Linked DNA regions of Homo sapiens: region 1 is linked to region 2. Evidence: read pairs that join two places in POLR2A ChIA-PET (ENCODE). Cell type or tissue: HepG2. All regions are shown on one strand. Each heading gives the region's core, and the rest is flanking DNA. Links, peaks and the distances in the headings are about the cores only. Region 1 overlaps CREB3L1 (cAMP responsive element binding protein 3 like 1). Region 2 has its middle 23 kb from the start of LINC02710.

Region 1 (5,369 bases), core at 59-5,058, 53 kb after region 2:
TCTTGTTCATCTCTGTATCCACAAAGCTGGGCACCCAGTAGGTGCTGAGTAAATACCGAACAAATGCATGAATGATGAATAAATGAATGTGACTAGATGCCCTTATTCTCCAGAGGCCCCTGCGCCAACCCCGGCACTCGGTTTCCGGTGTCCTAAGCTGCCCTGCAGGGATCCCCTGGCCGCTGCCTATAGACCAGCATCTCCAGCAGCCAGACCGTGGGCTGCTGTGCCCTCGGAGGTGCCAGACACAGCTAATCCCAGCCCTGGGCGGCGGCACTCGCTGCCATCGCTTCCTCCTGCCCAGACAGTGCCTGGTGCCCACCCCAGGGTTGGACCACAGCGCATGGGCTGCCTGGTAAGAAGATGCCAGGGGCTGGCTGGGAAAATGAGGAAGCTATGGCCTGACCAGGACAAGGTTACCAGTGTCAGGAGGGGCAATGGAAGGGCCAGACTAACAGGGCTAGGGGGCTGCAGAGAATACACACCCTCCCCAGGACTCTGCTCTGCCTTGAAGTAGCCCGCGGCTGGCGCCAGCCTGCTGATTCCTCTCTCCTTCCTTTCTCCAGCACACACTGGCAAAGAAAAGCTCAGTCCCCATGTTGGCGCTTTCTTCAGTCCCAGCCCTCAGTGTCCCAGCCCCATGCAAGCCCGGGGCTCCCAAATCTCCCTCACTGGTGTTCACATGACTCAGTCATCTCAGGCACTGAGATGCTGGCTTGGCAGCCAACATTTAGTTCTGTGGTTATGTGAGATGGTGTGTGTGTGACAGCGAGTATGCGTGACCATGTCTGTGTGATCCTGTGTCTGGGGTGACTTCGCATGTGTGTGAGCGTAGGGGTGTGAATCACTGTTTGTCTGATCACATCTGATGAGTGTGTCTTGTTGAGTTTGTGTTCATACCTGACAGCGTCAGCCTATGTGACTCTGTGAGGGTATCTGTATGTGTGATAGCGCCTGTACAAGGCTGCACATGGAACTGGCTGAATGTGTCGATGAGTGTACTTTTCACTATGTGGTGTCAGAGAGGTGGTGTTTCCCTGTGTACAAAGGAACCCCTCAGCCCACATCTGTGTAGCATGTGCACATGCATGCGTGCACACACACACCGAAGTATTTCTGCTTATTTGGACTTGGGATCTGTGGTGACCAGTTCGGTAGGGGAAAATATGAAACTTCAGCAGCCGCCTTCCCTAGGCCTATGGGGACTGGGGGCTGAGAGTGAGGTCGGGGGTCAGAACAACGTGCTCCCTTAACCCCCATACTCTGCCAGGAAGACTCAGGGAGGGACTGGCTCCAGGGACCAGGAGAACTGGTTTCACACCATCCAGTCCCCAAAAGGCCAGGGCAGAGGAAAAAGGCCCACGTTCTGAAGACTAATTCACTTTTCTAGGCCCCTGTCAACCGCGCTTCCATAAAGACACAGACTGTAATGGATGAGGAAACCGAGGCCAGGAGAGGAGACACCTGCCACTGCCCAGGTCTCAGAGCACACCTGGGTCTTGAATTAGGGCCTCCTGAGTTTCAGTTCAGTGCGTTTTCTCCTTCACAGGGCGGCTTTAGCTCTGGGAAGGCAAGGCCTGGGCCTCGTAGGAACCCCAGCTACTGGATGGCAATGCTTAAGGACAGGGGGGTCTGCTGACAACCGGGGACTCAAGGGGCCCACCTCCTCTCCCTGCTCTCACCACTCCCCGCCCCCTAGGCACAGCAGTGACTCAGACTGAAGGCCCTTCAGCTTGAAATGGGGACAATTTTCTAGTGACCACGAGGCAAGTAACCGTCCGGGAATGCATGGGTCAGTGTGTGTTGGGGTGTGGGGGGGTCTGTGGGCCCCAGCCTGCGGGGGGAAAGAAAGGGGGAAATGTGAGAGGCCTCTCCTCCCATCTCTCCCTAGCTCTCACTCTCTCGGAAGGAATGTCCGGGCTCAGGATTCCCCCCCACCCCTTATCCCACAGCTCAGCCTGGACCCGCTCTGGTCTCCTCCCTCCTTTCCCCAAGCACAGACTGAACCAGCCTGGGCCGGGGGAGGGGCAGAAGTTAGGAGTGGGGGTGCAGGCGCCAAGGAGCCAGGGACCTGAGGGAAGAGGGCGCGCTGAGGCTGCTTCTGGTCAGGGAAACCATTCTCCTACACCGACCCCAGCAGGCAGCTGCGCCCCCAGAGCTTTACCCTGTCTCTGCACTGACCTTGGGGAAGGAATTTAGGGAGGGGTAAAACAAGGCTAGAGCTGGTACCATTACTGCCCCGGGAGAGTCCCCTCTGCCGCCACCAGAGACAGCCACCAAAGCGCCCCACGGTAGGACGATTCGAGATGGAGCTGCAAGGGGATTTAAGGCCCGGCTCGCCCTTTGAGTCGGGGTCGTCGGGGAGACCCTCGGTCTCCACTTCTCCCTGCGGGGGTGGGGGCGGGGCCGCGCTACTGATGAGGGGTTTAGGACACCGTGAGACGGCCAGGCCATTTCTGCCTCGGCCCCAGACGCAGAAGGGGTCCCATGCAGGCCCGAGCCAGTGCACCCTGCGCTCCCTCAGCCGCGGGCCGTCGGCGCAGGCCGGGACCCTCCTCCGCGCGAGCCCTGCACTCCTCCGGTGCCCTCCACGCCGCCACCGGCTGCTGCTCGCAGCCTCCCGCCATTGGCCAGGAGCTCTGCGGCTCCCACCAGTGAGCAGGCCGGATTCCGGTGAGGGGCGGCCCCGGGTGTTCCCGGGTTAACCCTTTGTGGGCCGCTCCAGGACGGCGGCACCCGGATCCTTCTCTAAAATTTAAAGGGCGGGCGGCTGAGGCCAGGCTCCAAGAGAGGGTGCAGCCGAGAAGAGGGGTACGCAGGTCTGCAAGCAGGAGAGCTCGGGAACCTCTCCTCCAAGGGAGGGAAGCCGGCGCCGGCTGCGCGTGACAGCCGAGAAGGAGCTTATATTGGCACGACTATAGGAAAAAGTCTTTAACGAGGAGGGAAACAAATCATAATATGTCCTTCTCCGGCTTCCCACCCCCGTTGCCTGGAAAGGCACCCCTGTAGGACGCTCACCCCCTGCAGAACCCTGTCGCCCTCAGAGCGTTGACACATGGCTCCCCTGAAGTTCGTGAACTCCTGGCCGCCGACCCCTTGCTCTTGCTCCCCAATTTCCATCGGACAATCTAAACCTGAACTTTTGTGTGTGAAGTGGAGGGAGGGCTGGGTGTGGTTGGGGGTAGAGGGGACAAGGGGGCGTGCTGGAGCGGAGGAGGTCTGAGGTCTCCAAAATGGGCTTTCCAGGGATGGGGCCAAGTGGATGCGGTGGAAGGAGTGAGAGGACCAGAAGGTCCCGCACACGCCAGGGCAGCCCTGGACTTCACCAGCTCACTTTGCAGCCCCGGACATCACCAGCTCGCTCACTGTGCGTCCTGGGTAGCTGTGTTTCCCTCTCTGGACTGGAGTTTTCTCTACTAAGAAATAGGAGGGGGGGAACGAGGGGCAGGGGACCGTCGGGGAGCTTTCTCCCGTCCCTTCTGCCTCTAACTTGGTGATAGAAACCAACCCTACCTTAGCCGCCATGAGAGGCCAGGCATCAGACGGAACTAGGGCCGCAGAGCGCTCTAGGGGAGTCCCTGATGGCAGTGCTCCCAGGAGGGCGAGGTGGGCCTAGGGATGATGGGACGCGCCCACCGTCCACCCAGCACCTGAAGAAGCCCGGCGCAAAGAGGACCTGGGCGTCGGAGTGTCCTCCACCCCCACCCCGCCTGCCCCTTGGCCGCCCTCCCCTTCCACTTGGCTCCCGTTGCTCTGGAAGCTCCATCCTGCTGGGTTTTGGCTGCTGTTTCTAGCAGGTGGGGTGGGGACTGCTCACACAATGGGGCCAGCTGAGCTCTCTAAGCAGTTTCCTGTGGGCACCCTAAAAGGGTCTCTGGGAAGAACCTGGGTCATCTGCCTGAGCCAAGGCCTTCAGGGAGTCCAGCCCAGATCCGAGGAAGCATCTTTCCTCTCCCAGGCCCCAGGAAGGGGCTTGGCAAACCCTTATCGCCTGAGAAGCAGCTGCTGGAGAAATACCTTAGCGGCTGACTCACCGGCTCCCTCTGCTCACAGCCCCCTCCCACTGGGCCCAACACCAGGCCTTTGAGAGACCCTAAGGGAGAGAACTGGCGGAAGCGCCCCCAGCCGGCAGGCCCGGGCTCTGCGGAGGGTGTAGCCAGCGCGGCCCTGGCTGTGGCTGGCTGGGTGGTTGGGGGGTGGTTATACCCTGTAAATGGCCTCTGTCTGGGATCACAGTGATTCTTAGAAACTCATTCAGCTCTGACCTCCTGGTACTGCCTCACTCCAGGTATTGATGGACAATTGGTATGCTGATGGCATTGCCATCTGGGTTCTAAGGCCCTGTCCCTCCACCAGTATCATGAGCCAGGTGCTGGAAGGCAGCAGGTGAACAGGGTGCAAACCCTGCTTCAGGGCAATTACCGGACCGGGGAGGGTCTGCTGCAGTTGTAAAAGACTGGACAGTGAGGGATGGTGGGCACCTCCCTGCTGCATTAGCGCCCTTGGCCTCAGTTTCTCTCTCTGTCAAATGCCAATATGCATTTGTCTTGTCTCATTGGATAATTGTGAAGATTAAATGAAATAATGCATAGGAGAGCACTTTGGGTTAAAAGCACAACAGAAATGTAGGATGATGATTGATTGCTGGCAAACTGGGAAGTGGGAGAGTACCCCTGCCAATGGGGCTTCTGAGCTCATTTTGTCCTGGATTATCTCATCAGGCTTTGTTTGGAGGGAAAGGCCAAACATTCCCCCCACAACTCCCACCATTGGTTCCAAGCTCAGCTCGGGGACAGAGTTTAGGGGCTGCAGTTTTCATGATGACGATAACTAACAATGATCGAGCATTCACTCTGTAGCAGGCACTGTTCTGTGTTTTATATGTACAGTATTTACTCATTTTACCCTCATACTCCTATGAGGTGAGTACTAATCTAACAAAATTTTAGATCCTCATGGCAACACTATGAGGTAGGAACTATTATTTTCCCCTTACGGATAAGGAAACTGAGGCACGGGGAAGTTAAGCAACTTAGCAAGTGGTGGAGCTAGGAGTCAAAAGCACGTCTATGTGACTCCAGAGCTCGTGTTCATCTCCTACTCCATGCAGACAGACTCATGTGGCCCTGAACCTTATGCTCATACAGAAGGCTTCTCTGCTCATTACCTTCCAGGTTGGGACAGGCTCCCAATATTCCAGGCCAGAAAGGGCCAACAACTCCAGACCTTGAAGGAATCCCCTGGCACAAGCCTTTAACCACTCAGCAGGCAGGGCTTCAGGACCTAAGGCAGCCCCCCATCCCCCATCTCTTCTGACCCACCAGCAAATTCATTCGTTCAATAAATAAGGAACAAACAATAGAAACATT
Region 2 (5,369 bases), core at 238-5,237:
GTGCATAGAAATACCACATGTCATGGGAGGCTTGACCAGCTTGAGTCCCCAATGTGGGACTCAGATGTTGAACAGAAAAACAAAACCTAAAGGTGCAAGGAGAGAATAAGAATGAGGCTTTTGGCTTTAGCTTGGAAGAGCATCCGGAGAGGCCCACTCACTTTCTATGTCTGGGCTCTGAGAAAATAAAGGTGGTTCTAGGAAAATCTGAAAAGTATGGGAGAAAGAAAAAAAAAATCCCTTTTGTGGTTTTTCCTTTAACCAAGCCTCATTTTGCTATTTGTGTTTTATTTTAAAATTAATGTGGCTCTCCCCACCCTTTAAATTGGCACATAAATAGCAAAAACAGAAGGAAAGCCAGCTACAAACTTAAAATGTGGTGGGTTTCTCAGGAAGGAGGTACATGACTTGAAATGGAAATGAGGATTAAATGAGATGCCTTAAACATTTCAAAAACAGACTTTCCACAAGGAATTTAGATCATAAGCCCTTAGGGCAGAAGCTTTGTCTGGGTCTGGGCTTGGTATAGTGTCTAGAATCTGTGAGTGCCCAATGAATGTGTAAAACAAATCACCCTTTTAGTACATGCTTGCATCATCTGACCATCTGGGCTACCACGTTGCTTATGGTTTTATTTATTATTATTATTATTATTTATTTTTTGAGACGGAGTCTCACTCTTGTAGCCCAGGCTGGAGTGTAATGGCACAATCTTAACTCACTGCAACCTCTGCCTCCTGGGTTCAAGTGATTCTCCTGCCTCAGCCTCTCGAATAGGTGGGATTACAGGCACCTGCCACCACACCCGGCTAATTTTTGTATTTCTAGAAAAGATGGGGTTTCACCATGTTGGCCAGTCTGGTCTCGAACTCCTGACCTCAGGTGATCCGCCCACGTCAGCTTCCCAAAGTGCTGGGATTACAGGCATCAGCCACCACGCCCGGCCTGCTTATGGTTTTGAAGTGTTGCTTCTGGGGTGATATTCCTGTCCTCTAGATCTCAGTCACTCCTCAGACCCCTCCCTTTTCCAGAAATTTGCTCTGGAAATTCAATCAAGGTGAGGCAATAGGTGATGATGTCACTAGGCTTGGTGAAGTAGAATGACTGCTCAGCTCTGGAACCACCAACTGGAGGTTTTTCCAAACGAGGAAAACAAAGTCATGGGACTTGTCACTTAATAGTTCTGACTGTATTGCCCTGTGCCTTTAAACTGGAAGAATTCCCCCTCTTCACCCAATACCCTGGCCATCCCAGGTGGCCTCCTGCAAAATTATTGGACTTCTTTGCCCTTTCCTCAGTCTGCTTCTTCTTCCCTCCTTCTTTCAGTACCTTCACTCCACAGACATGTATTGAGAGCCCATTATATGTAGGTGCTGGGAGGACAGCAGAGAACCTAGCATGAGCTCATGGGCTCACCTTCTCCTGTTCCCACCTCCACCTGGCTCCTTTCTTCATGGCTCCAACTTTCAGGTTTGGCTCCACCATAGTAACTGACTTGCTTCTCCATGTGGGAACAACTACTCAGACACTTTTTTTTTTTTTTTTTTTTGAAACGGAATTTCACTCTTGTTGCCCAGGCTGGAGTGCAGTGGCACCATCTCAGCTCACCGCAACCTCAGCCTCCTGGGTTCAAGGGATTCTCCTGCCTCAGCCTCCCGAGTAGCTGGGATTACAGGCATGCACCACCACACCCGGCTAATTTTGCATTTTTAGTAGAGACAGGGTTTCTTCATTTTGGTCAGGCTGGTCTCGAACTCCCGACCTTAGATGATCCGCCCACCTCCCAAGTGCTGGGATTACAGGCATGAGCCACCATGCCTGACCAGACACATCTGACATTCTATCAGCTCCGGGCAGCTTCCTGAGACCATACCTGCTGACTTTAGAACCCCACCTTGGGGGTACCCATTTGGCAGGTTTGGATCCTGATGGACCTTCAGGAGCAGAACTTGGGAATGTTCTAGCTCCAGGACCTGCCAATGCCGTCCCATCCTTTCCTAGTTGGCTTTCCTTCCATTCATAAGAACACTGTGACAACTGAAATAATTCAGGTCATATTTATGAAACATCTATTACAATGAGAATCCCATAGTGACATAATACTCCACTGTTCACAGGAAAATGCTAGCTAAAACAAACAACAGTGACTGTCTGGCAAGGGACGCATCGAATAATGCTTATGAGTCTTTTGGGTCTTTTTTTTTTTAATCTTGGGATCGAGTGATTGATAATAATGAAGGGGAAGGAAGACATTAGGCCTGTTTTAGTTCTCAGAATTATTCACAGGGAATAGACTTTCACCATCAACACCCTAAAGATGCAGAATGCTCAAGGTAAATTGCCAGTTTTTGTCTTTCTGGAAAATCCATTAATACTGAATGATCTTGGTCTTGACCCATTCCAAAAAAAAAAAAAAAAAAGAGGATTGAGCCATGGGATTCAGATTATGTCCTTGAAAATCCCTTTAAAAACTAGATTCCAAATCAGTGCTCTCATTCTTCTTGAATATCCCACCCACCAGCTTAGCTTGTCCTATCCCTTCTAGATACAGCATTATTTTCTCTCTTTGAGGAAGAATGGCCCAGAGGCCGGAAGAGTGAGGGAACGTAAGAACGACTTTTCCACTGACCTGAGTTGCTAAAGCCATTTGGACCCAGAGAACTCATTGTATATGTGTGCTGCTCAATATATATGTGTGCATGAATTTGTGGTTGTGCATTTTCTGGCTAATATCCAAAGTCTTCATAACAAGGGGCCTGAGATACGACAAAAGGAAGACCTATGTGTCAAGGACGTGTGTCCACCCACCAAGAAGTTCTGGATGCCCAAAGGGGCTCCTAGCTCAGGGTCTGTGTGTCCAGCTGCTGGGGTAAAGAGATTTGGAAACCACTGAACATTTCTGCTGGGATCCTTCCAAACCCTTTTGGGAACCGGCAATAGCACTTGTCAGGGGAAATTAGTTCTGCACTTTCACAGAGTGAGAAATTCCTCAGGGGGCATTCTTGTACTTGGGAAGAGAAATCGAACCCAGCTGATTCCTTCAGGGCCCTTGCCATTAATAAAGCAGACGAAGTCCAGTTCAGTTAGTCCCGCCTGGGTCAGGGCGTGGAGTGAGGACAGGAGCAATGGCGTTCAGGGAATTTCACCTGTGGCTATGGCCCTCCTCTGATGGGTGCAAGCTTGATATTTTAGGGGATCGCGTTACCGGCATGTAAACACCGTGAGTGACAGCCAAAGCTCCCAGGCGACCACAGAGGATCTCAAACCCTTCCTATCTTCCTAGAAACCCTGGCAGCCCGACCGGCTGCTTGCTGTCTGATGCAACAGTTTGCAACGCTGTTCTGGGAGTTGAGTCCTGCTGCGGGGCGCCGGGAACCGGGCCGACGCGCATGCGCGGGCTGCGGCCCCGCCCCAAAGGGCGGAGGGGGAGCTTTTCACCAGATGTGCGGGGGGCGGGGCCGGTCGGCCAGGGAGACCTCTGGCAGCTCGCGCCTGCGATCTGAGCTTAATTAAACTTCTCCCGAGGCATTGGCTGACTGATTGACCCAGTGATCCAAAAAAATCAGAGAGGCCCAAATCTCCCCAAACGCACCGGCAGAGCGAAGTTGGGAAGTTGGCTTCGGTTTCCAGACTTGGGCCTTTGGATTCGGCGTCCCTCTCCTGCGCCCCCGATCCGCAGCACTGTCCAGGATCCACAGCTCGGAAGCACAGTCAAGCCTCGCGGGTCTGGGCCCTCACACCACACACTTTCTTAAGAAGGGAGGCATTGTGGCTACGGGGCGGAAAGGAGGCAAGATTTTGATACCTCCTTTGTCAGTATCTCCTCTGCCTCGCTCATCTGTTTTAGGTTTTATGAGCAGGAGACGTCACCGATTATTTTCCAAAATTTTCAGCTGTTCGGATATTGCCTTCACGGTTTGCTTCCATGTCCACATTCCACCACTATTATATATTTTAATAGACTTTTATTTTATTAACTTTTTCTTTAACTTTAAACCGTTTCCCTTTTTTAGATAGCTTTGCCCTAAGCAATAACATTAGCAAAGCTACAGGCTGAAAATAAATTCAAAACTATTAAAATAAAAAATATATATATGGGCTGGTCCGAGTGCAGTGGTGTTTGCAACTAACTGATCACATTCAGTTACAGATTTCTTTCTTTTCTTTTTTCTTTTCTTCTCCACTCACACTGCTTCACTTGACCAGCCATATATATATATATATATATATATATGCTAAATTGTCTCGTCTACCACATTTGGTGAAAAACTCTGGTAATTGCTGGACACAATGGCTCATGTTTGTAATCCCAGCACTTTGGGAGGTCAGCCAGCCTGGGCAACATGGTAAAACCCATCTCTACTAAAAACACAAAAATTAGCTGGGCATAGTGGCGCGTGCCTGTAGTCCCAACTACCGGGGAGGCGAGGTGGGAGGATTGCTTGAGCCCGGGAGGTTGAGGCTGCAGTGAGTTATGATGGTGCCACTGCACTCCAGCCTGGGTGACAGTGAGACCCTGTCTCAAAAACAAACAAAAACTCTGGAGGTAATACTACCTAACATATTGAGTGATTGTCAATGTCTCAGGCATTATTCTAAGCACTTTACATGTTCTTACTCCTTATGACACCACAGAAGGTGGATGTTGTTTACATTTTAAAGGAGAAAAATGAGGCACAGAGAGGTTAAGTAACTTGCCTAAGATCACAGAGCCAGGATGCAAACTCCACTAGCCTGTCTCCAGAGCCTACATGGCTGCCCTATCCAAGGAGGACCCACAGTTTCTCCAAATCTTACCCCTCTTTCAAGGCCAAGATCAAATGTCAGGGCCTGGATGAAGGCTACCTGGGAGATGGGCACACAGGGTACTGGCATAGGGGAGCATGAGAATCCAGTCAGCCAGGGTTCAGGTACTGGTTTTGCTGTTACTAATTTTATGATCTGAAGCTTTTAGTTTCTTCATCTGTAAAATAAGCAGAATCATTATTTATTTATTTATTTATTTATTTATTTATTTATTTATTTATTTATTTTTGAGATGGAGTCTCGCTCTGTCACCCAGGCTGGAATGCAGTGGCACGATCTCGGCTCACTGCAAGCTCCACCTCCCGGGTTCATGCCATTCTTCTGCCTCAGCCTCCCAAGTAGCTGGGACTACAGGCACCCACCACCACGCCTGGCTAATTTTTTGTATTTTTAGTAGAGACAGGGTTTCACCATGTTAGCCAGGATGGCCTCGATCTCCTGACCTCGTGATCCACCCGCCTTGGCCTCCCAAAGTGCTGGGATTACAGGTGTGAGCTACCATGCCCAGCCCAGAATCAATTTCTTCATACACCCTTGATCCAACCAACTCAGGACATCTGTCC

What was found. Peaks named below come from ENCODE experiments on the same cell type or tissue, not always from the same donor. Only the 100,000 strongest peaks of a DNase experiment are listed, where the experiment ranks them.
Region 1: POLR2A ChIA-PET joins it to region 2 with 13 read pairs; 26 of 35 experiments call an interaction of 5 or more read pairs at or near these places.

Annotation. Positions count from the first base shown.
Region 1 is chr11:46,293,043-46,298,411 of GRCh38, forward strand. All of the region lies in intron 1 of CREB3L1 (cAMP responsive element binding protein 3 like 1), which reads left to right. Among named protein-coding and RNA genes, the nearest start is that of CREB3L1, 18 kb to the left of the region's middle. RefSeq lists a silencer at 2,625-2,704. In HepG2, for the core only: a CTCF peak has its summit at 4,128 (motif pointing left); a DNase peak (open chromatin) is centred at 2,649; H3K4me3 peaks cover 274 bases; H3K27me3 peaks cover 4,658 bases.
Region 2 is chr11:46,240,062-46,245,430 of GRCh38, forward strand. No RefSeq gene overlaps it. Among named protein-coding and RNA genes, the nearest start is that of LINC02710, 23 kb to the left of the region's middle. RefSeq lists enhancers at 2,365-3,298, 3,299-4,232, a cis regulatory region at 2,985-3,867 and a silencer at 3,311-3,520. In HepG2, for the core only: no CTCF peak of the experiment used is centred there; a DNase peak (open chromatin) is centred at 3,350; H3K4me3 peaks cover 1,663 bases; H3K27me3 peaks cover 562 bases.